Regions from separate parts of the Homo sapiens genome. Here region 2 is linked to region 1. Evidence: chromatin contacts called from ENCODE Hi-C or POLR2A ChIA-PET data. All regions are on one chromosome and are shown on one strand. Each heading gives the region's core, a stretch centred on a gene start or an enhancer-like site at or near the end of the contact. The rest is flanking DNA. Distances are from core to core; before and after follow the strand shown. Region 1 has its middle 61 kb from the start of NPIPB3. Region 2 has its middle 8.5 kb from the start of MIR3680-1.

Region 1 (4,314 bases), core at 1,227-3,726:
GGCTGGGTGAGGAGCTTTGCAGGGATTTAGCTTTTCTCAGGGCCACCTGCCCTCAGGCTTCCTGGGCCCTCATACTTCTTCTTGTTTATATCTTATCTGCCTTTGGGGGAATGACCTTAGAGGAATTGGTGTGAGTAAGCCATGAGGTTCTTGGTCCACTTCCATCCAGCCAAGGGCAGCTGGCAGCTGGGCACTTACATCCAGCAAGGCAGAAGCAACCCTGGCTTTGAAGTCAGACTGCTAGGGTGAGTCTGAATGGCCTCGGGGAAAGTTCCCTCTGAGCCTTCGTTTTTTTCACTTGCGAAGGCGATAGTCTCGCCTAGCTTGAGGGTTTGTCAGGGGGATTCAGTGAGAACCTCATTTGAAGCAGCTGCTTTAGTTCCTAACACCTAATAAATGTTTAACCACTTACCCTCCTCTCCCACCACCCTTTCAACTTTGAACCTCTTCCTCCATGTCATCCCTTCTTAAGGCGCTGACCTTTTGGCCACAAAGAATGGCTCTTTTTGTTCCCATCAGGACTAGAATTCTTATCTTTTTGTTGCTTGGCCCTGGTAATCAAAGAACCACCAACACATTTGCAAGGCATCTCCAGCCTTCTCGTTCTGGCCGCCCCTCTCTGTCTTAGGGAGAGTGCTATACCGGTATGGTGATGAGATGAACGAAAGGGCAGTCTCTGGCTGTTTTCTGCTGATGAGGATGTGCTGAGCAGCCTCCTGCAAATGACAAGCAGGGAAAAGACCAAACTAGCTTAGCTCATTAGCTGGGCATGGTGGTGCCCGCTTGTAATTGCAGCTACTTGGGAGGCTGAGGCAGGAGAATTGTTTGAACCCGGGAGACTGAGGTTGCAGTGAGCTGAGATCGTGCCACTGCACTCCAGCCTGGGCGACAGAGCGAGATGCCATCTCAAAAAAAAAAAAAAAAAAAAAAAAAAAAAAAAAAAAAAGACAAGCTTGACTGCCTTTGTCTTACAGAACAAAGGACAGGAGATTCCACTTTACCCCCTCATTGTCACACCATATTCAGTTTTCTGTATATCCCACAAAGTAGCATGCTTTTTTGAAAGCAGGACACCGTGTTTACTTTCTCTTGACACCTAGCATAGTGTCTGCCACTACACAGGTTGTTCAATAAAATTATGTTCACTAAACAAATACATCTTGGTTGGAAGGAAGGGCATTATTCATTGCGTGCAGTACTGTATTTCATGGTTCCTGAGGTACCATATACCAGGATCACTACAGTTTGCTACAGGGAAAGTGATTAATTTTTAAGGAACAAAGCAAAAGTTAATGAAAAGCAACCCAGAGCTCTACACAGACTTGGCTTGCTGTCTTTGTAGCCACTGGAAACCCAAGTAGCCAGTACAGAATACAGTATGGAAAAATGAATTATTTTCCATTCCACTTGGGAAAGGAGAAAGAACCACTGTCGTTACTGGCGTTTGATGCATTTGATGGCATGACCTTGGAATTTGATTTTTTTTTTTTTTAGATGGAGCCTCACTCTGTTGCCCAGTCTGGAGTGCAGTGGCATGATCTCAGCTCACTGTGACCTCTGCCTCCCAGGTGCAAGTGGTTCTCCAGCCTCAGCCACCTGAGTAGCTGGGACTATAGCTGTGTGCCACCATGCCTGGCTAATTTTTGTATTTTTAGTAGCGATGGAGTTTCACCATGTTGGCCAGGCTGGTCTCGAACTCCTGACTTCAGGTAATCCGCCAACCTCGGCTTCCCAAAGTGCTGGGATTACAGGCATGAGCCGCCACGCCCGGCTGGAATTTGATGTTCTTTTAATCACTGATATATCATCATCAGGTTATGGATTGGCAGTCAATTACAAGGTGATCGGGGCCATTCAGAATATACCAGAGACACAGTTACTGTTGCTGAGCTGCCTGTAAAATTGAAGCCTAATCTTCCCTTTCTGTTGGGCAGCCTTGGGCATCGAGGATCTTCTGACTTTGAAACACTGGCTTCCCTTGCTTTCTGTGATGCCATAGCCTATTGGCACACTTTCTTCTTTTCTGATCCTTGTTGGCATATCACTTCCATACCCTCAAATATTATTCATCCTTGGATTCATTGTTGGCTCTTGTTTCTATGCATACTGTTTGGATTCCTTGGTGAAGTTGCTCTGTATGTGCCTGTCATTCTTAGTCATACCCACAGCCCGGAGCACTTCCTCAAACTCTGTCTCATGAATGTCTCTATTTGGTGTACAGCACGGGCTTGTCAGTCTCCAAAACTGAATTCTGATCTTCATCCATATGTGTTCCTGTGTTTCTTGCTTAGTAAATGGCTCTGCCCTTTACCCAGGTCCCCTGGACAGCTCTTGGGCTTCCTCCCAGCCTTCTCCTTCTCCCTTTCCTCTGCCCCAAAACCAGTCCCACAAAGAGCACTGTTTTCTGTCTCTCACATGGGTCCCTGAGCCACTCGCGTTTCCTCCATCATCAGTGAGTTCTCTTCTTTCTCCCCGACTTGTGTTTTCCTGCCTTCAGTCTTGATCAGCTCTGATGCACTTTGCATATCATGGAGTGGTCTTCTTTAATTACCATCCCACTCCCCCACTTATTCCCCGTAACCCACTAACTTAAAGCTCTTCCATGGGTCTCTTGTAGAATTGGGACAAAGTATCGAGTGCTTGATATGGCTTCTTGGGCTCTCTTCGGTGCTGGCTGTGTCTGTCTCTGTTCTACCTCTTATGCCGTGCCGTACGCCAGGGCTGACAGGCAGCGGCAGGTCCAACATCACAACTCTTTCATCCAGTTTGCAAATAAATGATGGCCTGAGTCCCACAAGCTCCCCTCCTGCCACACCCCTGCCTTGGGACTCTTGAGACCTCTCCATAATTCAGCAGCTAAAGCACTAATGCCAGATCCTGTGTGGGGCAGGGCCTTCAGTGCCACTGCCTGTGCTTTGCTTGGTGCCTCTCAGTAATTTAGATGATTCAGTTCTGTTTTTTTTGTTTGTTTGTTTGTTTTTTTTGAGACAGTGTCTTGCTCTGTTGCCCAGGCTAGAGTGCAGTGGTGCGATCTCGGCTCATTGTAGCCTCTGCCTTCTGGGTTCAAGTGATTCTCATGTCTTGGCCTCCTGAGTAGCTGGCACTACAGGTGTGTACCACCATGCTGCCTAATTTTTGTATTTTTGGCAGAGATGGGTTTTCCTCATGTTGGCTAGGCTGGTCTCGAACTCCTGGCCTCATGTGATCCACCTGCCTCAGCCTCCCAAAGTGCTGGGATTACAGGCGTTAGCCGCTGTTCCTGGCCCAATCCTGTATTTTGAACAGCTCTCCTGGTTTCTATTGTCTTGAAACTCTTCAAGTCTGGCAGTTCTTTCCCTTCTGCTACCTTCCTTCCTTCCCCAGCTCTCACCCAAGCTCCTACTGGCCAAACTTCTATTCTCTCTTAAAAAAAAATATGGCCGGGCATGGTGGCTCATGCCTGTAATCCCAGCACTTTGGGAGGCTGAGGCGGGTGGATCATGAGGTCAGGAGATTGAGACCATCCTAGCTAACACGGTGAAACCCATCTCTACTAAAAATACAAAAAATTAGCCGGGCGTGGTGGCGGGTGCCTATAGTCCCAGCTACTTGGGAGGCTGAGGCTGGAGAATGGCATGAACCCGGGAGGCGGAGCTTGCAGTGAGCCGAGATCGTGGCACTGCACTCCAGCCTGGGCAACAGAGTGAGACTCCATCTCAAAACAAAACAAAACAAAACGAACAAAAAAAACTGGTAAAATATACATAATGAAATTTACCATTTCAGCCATTTGAAGTGTACAATTCAGTGTGAGTGTACTTAATGTACATTCACATGTCATACAGTAATCATTACCACCATTCATCTCAGAACCTTTCCATTTTTACAAACTGAAACTGTGTACTCGTTAAACAGTAACACTCACTCCCTCCAGACCCCTGCCTCTGGCAGCCAGCATTCTACTTTCTGCCTCAGTGCATTCTACTACTTTAGGTTCCTTGTACCAATGGAATCATGCAATATTTGTTCTTTTTTTGTCTGGCTTTATTTAGCATAACATCTTCAAGGATCGTCCGTGTTGTAGTATGTGTCAGAATTTCCTTCTTCTTCTTTTTTTTGATGGAGCCTTGCTCTGTTGCCCAGTTTGCTAGAGTACAGTAAGTAGCGCTATCTCAGCTCACCACAACCTCTGCCTCCTGGGTTCAAGTGATTCTCCTGCCTCAGCCTCCCAAGTAGCTGGGACTATAGGCAGGCGCCACCATGCCCGGCTAATTTTTGTATTTTTAGTAGAGACGTGGTTTCACTATGTTGGCCAGGCTGGTCTCGAACCCCTGA
Region 2 (4,314 bases), core at 1,815-4,314, 150 kb after region 1:
TTCAAAGGCTGGAGTGGAAAGTGGTGGCCAAGAGGTGCCAAGAGGTGGTGCAAGCGTGTGCCCTACCTTGGACACCCCTCTCCAGGGGGTGGCTCTCACCCTGGCCTGGGCCCTCGGGGGTCTGCACAGCCCACCCTTCTGTGTGAAGGCGGCTGGTACACATTCCTGGGCAAGATTCTGCACATTCTGCTGGATTATGAAAGAGGTCTGTGACCCAAGGAAAAAGGGTCAGAAGTGCCCGTTAGGCTCTCCTGTGTGGCTCAGGTCATGTGCTTCTGTGAACTCGCCCTAGGGCCTTGCCCCGAATCCCGTGATGCAGCGTGACCTGCCCAGGCGCTGGCGGCACTTTCATGTCTGGCTGGGAAAGTCGGATTTCAGCACTAATCACTGGCTGCCGCCTGCAATGAGCCCACGGCTTGAGCTCTGGGGCCCACCCAGCTCCTTAAACACGCAGAACCTTTGCTAGCTGAGCCAGGGTCCCAGCTGTGGGGGGTTGGGGATGGAGGGGTGCAGGGATCCCAAAACCCAACCCGGGGCCAGGTTTTACACAGGCCTGGACTGAGAAGTGGGGCTACAGGCTACAGGTGCTTGATACCCCGGGGGGGCCCTGGAACAGGCCTGGACTGAGAAGCGGGGCTACAGGTTACAGGTGCTGGATACCCCAGGGGGGTGCTGGACACACCAGGGGGGCGGATAGAGGCAGCCAGGCAGCCTGAAGACCCTGGGGCAAAACACACACAGGCCCCCTCTGCTCTCTGGTCACTGCTAACTGGCCAACTGGCCTTTGAGTCCACTGACCACAGCTAAGCCCACAGCCATCAAAACCCACCCCTTACACCCTTCACCCTTTAGGGAGGGGCTCAGAGACAGTTGTGGCGATTCCTACTTCCACCCACAGCCCCCCGACCCTGGGCCTGTGCCGAGTGTGGGTGGGTGACATCATCTTGCACCCAGAGCTCCAGACTAAAGGAAACCCTGGCTCCTGTCTCTGGCTCTTCCCTCCCTCTCTTTGTTCCCTTGCTCCTTTCTTTTTGCCAAAGGAGAAGACAGTGAGGCTGAGGGCTGCTCAACATGCACAGTGAGCAGGAGATACAAGCACGTGGAGGGACGGTCACAGCCCGTGCAACTGGCACCTTCACACACGGAGGCCTGTGATTCCCAGACACCTGGCGCTGGGGCAAATCCCATTCCACAGCCAGAAACAGGCTCGGCAGGGCCAGGTGGATTTCTCAAAGCCTTGGTTGCTTTTGGCCTGACGCTAGCTGGACAATGTCTCAGCTCACAGGTTCCTAAACGCACACCCGCCCACACCAATCTGCTGAGGAGTGACAGCCATGGGGAGGAGACCCACCTCACTCCAGGGACCCTGGCACCGTCTCCCATGAGGCCAGGTGTCCTCAGCCACCCGCAGCCAGAGTCCCGCGAGACCGATGGACGGCCTGCCCCTGCGTGACGGCACGCCTGGGACTGTCCCAGCAGGCTCCCATGCTTCACCCAACTGGGACAGGGAAACAGGAGGGGGCTACTTCTGCTTTCAAGGCATGGAGGAGCTGTCTGCAGGCCACTTCCCGAACACCTATGCGCTTGGGGAACTGACTGAGACTGAGCCGGGGTATCTTCTCCACGATGTGGTGAGCCCATCAGGCCCTTCTTCTGAGAGCACCTCCCTGGAGGTGGAAGCCCCTGAGGCCCACAGCATCTTCTGAACCTGTGAGTTCCCACTTACTGAGAGCTCGCCTGGGCCAGTGCCAGTCCACGGCTGTGGCCGGGACTTTGAGTAGATGCTACCCTACTTGCTATGCAGAGCCAGCTGGGGCCCAGGGAGGTCAGATAAACTGCCCAAACCAAATCCAGGCCCAGCCAGAATCTCAACTCCAGCCTTTGCGCCTTCTGATAAAACCCAGCATTGCTTGAATTTCCAGTACACGCTGCCAAGTCTTCATCAAGCAATAAATAACCCACACAACCCTACTGTCATGCCAAGTTCCATATGGCCATCCAGAAAGAGACACATGGAGCTGGTTCCTCTCATCTTTATGACCCGTGAAAAGCGCACCAACACGAAGACACGCGTGAAAGGACCTCATCTCCTAACCAGACTGACAAGCAAGGGATTTTTTCCACTCACCGTCAGTGGGATGGTTCTAAGCACCGAGGCCAACCCATTTCACACGATTATTTCACAAAAAGAAACTTTCTGTGGGACGTGCCTGGGCGACTGAAAAGACAGCCAGCAAAACTGAGAACCTTGTTCGCAAATCCGTACCCTCTCCCAAGGCAGCCTCAGAGGCCCGAGGGCTGAGGATCCAGACCCGAAAGCCACTGTACCTTCTGTAGGATCAGGCTCAAGGACTAAGGGGGTAAAAGGTGCCCTTTCCCTTCCTAAGCAGAAAATTCTGGAACCCAACCTTATGTGTGATCATTTAAAAAAAAAAAAAATCAGCTGGGTACACTGGCTCACGCCTGTAATCCCAGCACTTTGGGAGGCCGAGGTGGGCGGATCACCTGAGGTCAGGAGTTCGAGACCAGTCTGGCCAACATGGAGAAACCCTGTCTCTACTAAAAAATGCAAAATTAACCAGGCATGGTGGTGCATGCCTGTAATCCCAGCTACTCGGGAGGCTGAGGCAGGAGAGTCACTTGAACCCGGGAGGCAGAGGTTGCAGTGAGCCGAGATCGTGCCATTGCACTCCAGCCTGGGCAAAAAGAGCGAAATTCCATCTCAAAATAAATAAATAAATAAATAAATAAATAAATAAATAAATAAAATAAATCACTTTCTATGGCTTTTCACTGCTCCAGGAACAATGTCCACAGATCAAACGCCGAGCCTCTCCTTCACACCCTGGAGCGCCCATCCTGCCCACTGGTCCGGGCTCCAGGCTGCCCCCTGCACCTGTCAGAAGTCCCCCTACAAGGGCAGGGTCTCCCTTCCTGGGACATCCACTGCCCTTCTCCGAGCTGAAGTCAGAACGACCTGAGAATCAGCTTGGAGTTCTACCAGACTCAGCCAAGCCCACCTCTGCGACAGCACTCCTTTCAAGGGGGCACCAGCTGCAGGGAGTCTGTCCCTTACAGACCCGTGACCCCGTGACAGATGAATAAAGTACAGACACACAGATATTCTGCTCTGCCAGTCCAGCTGAGTGTTCCAGCCGCTTATAGGCTCCCTGCTGAGTCCTGTAAACAGTTGCTACTTGGCCCTGATCAGCTAGTCAGACGCGCATTTATTCAGTATGATTAATTAACAAAAGCTTGAGTCAACACCATTAGAGTGTAACAGACATTGTGGACTTACCGGGTAAAAAGCATTTAAGCACCCAGGGTCTTAAGATTATATGAGTAAACAAGCTAGCTAGGTAAACTACTCTGCCTTTCTTTTATTTCTATGTTTATTTGTTTAACTAAAGGTAAAGGGATCAGGCCGCCTTCAGCCAGAGCTAATTACCAAAGTTATGCCAACTTCTCGGCCTTCCAAGATTTGTGTCTATTTCTATAACTACCTCTAATATCTTTCCCACCAGAATGATTGAACCCCAACACACCTCCCTCTCTCAGCAGGGTCTGCCTGTTCAGAGAACACAACTTCTCCTTCTCGCCTTACACACAGGGGCAAGAATAGATTCACTCTTGCAGAGAGCACATCCCTTTCTGTTACTGAAAATCACTTTCCAAAAAAAAAAAAAAAGCAACACATACACACATACTCACCACATACACAGGTGGGTCAGAGAAAAAAAACAAGTACAAATGGCTTAGGGACATGAGAAGTGTGGCCCTAACTTTCGCTGAAAGGGATCCTATTAACATTAACCCTCACCTCTGGGTCAGAAGGGTTGGCACTCTAGAGCCTGCCTTGAGGCTTTACCTACTGGGACCAAAAGGACTGCTGGAAAGCTATTTTAGGCCGGGTGCGGTGGCTCAAGCCTGTAATCCCAGCACTTTGGGAGGCAGAGGCGGGTGGATCACCTGAGGTCAGGAGTTCAAGACAAGCCTGGCCAACATGGTGAAGTCCTGTCTCTGCTAAAAATACAAAAAATTAGCTGGGCATGGTGGGCACCTGTAGTCCCAGCTACTTGGGAGGCTGAGGCAGGAGAGTCACTTGAACCCGGGAGGTGGAGGTTGTAGTGAGCCGAGATCGCGCCATTGTACTCCAGCCTGGGTAAGAGCAAAACTCCATCTCAAACATAAAATAAAATAAAAATAAATAAATAAAAATACTTTTTAAAGCCCTATTACCACAAAATAAATCCAGGAACGTGTGACTTGGTACAGCCTCTTTGGAAGGCACATTAGCTATTACATTAGAATCCA

Evidence for each region. A loop is a pair of places that touch in the nucleus more often than their neighbours do. ChIA-PET counts read pairs that join two places held with the same protein, here RNA polymerase II (POLR2A). Pooled maps may share reads with other maps.
Region 2: a loop to region 1 is called in a pooled map, with 23 times the contacts of the local background. The contact joins two enhancer-like sites. A Hi-C loop is called at or near these places in 1 of 37 single-sample maps with no recorded cell type and 4 of 50 pooled maps. POLR2A ChIA-PET finds 5 or more read pairs at or near these places in 1 of 52 experiments (GM10248).

What each region holds. Positions count from the first base shown.
Region 1 is chr16:21,361,862-21,366,175 of GRCh38, forward strand. It overlaps the pseudogene SNX29P1. Among named protein-coding and RNA genes, the nearest start is that of NPIPB3, 61 kb to the right of the region's middle. Within about 2 kb of position 2,477, at least 6 of the 41 ENCODE cell types and tissues checked have a DNase peak (open chromatin) inside an H3K27ac peak, as active enhancers do.
Region 2 is chr16:21,512,452-21,516,765 of GRCh38, forward strand. No RefSeq gene overlaps it. Among named protein-coding and RNA genes, the nearest start is that of MIR3680-1, 8.5 kb to the left of the region's middle. RefSeq lists enhancers at 1-658, 1,573-1,662, 2,884-3,392. Within about 2 kb of position 3,065, at least 17 of the 41 ENCODE cell types and tissues checked have a DNase peak (open chromatin) inside an H3K27ac peak, as active enhancers do.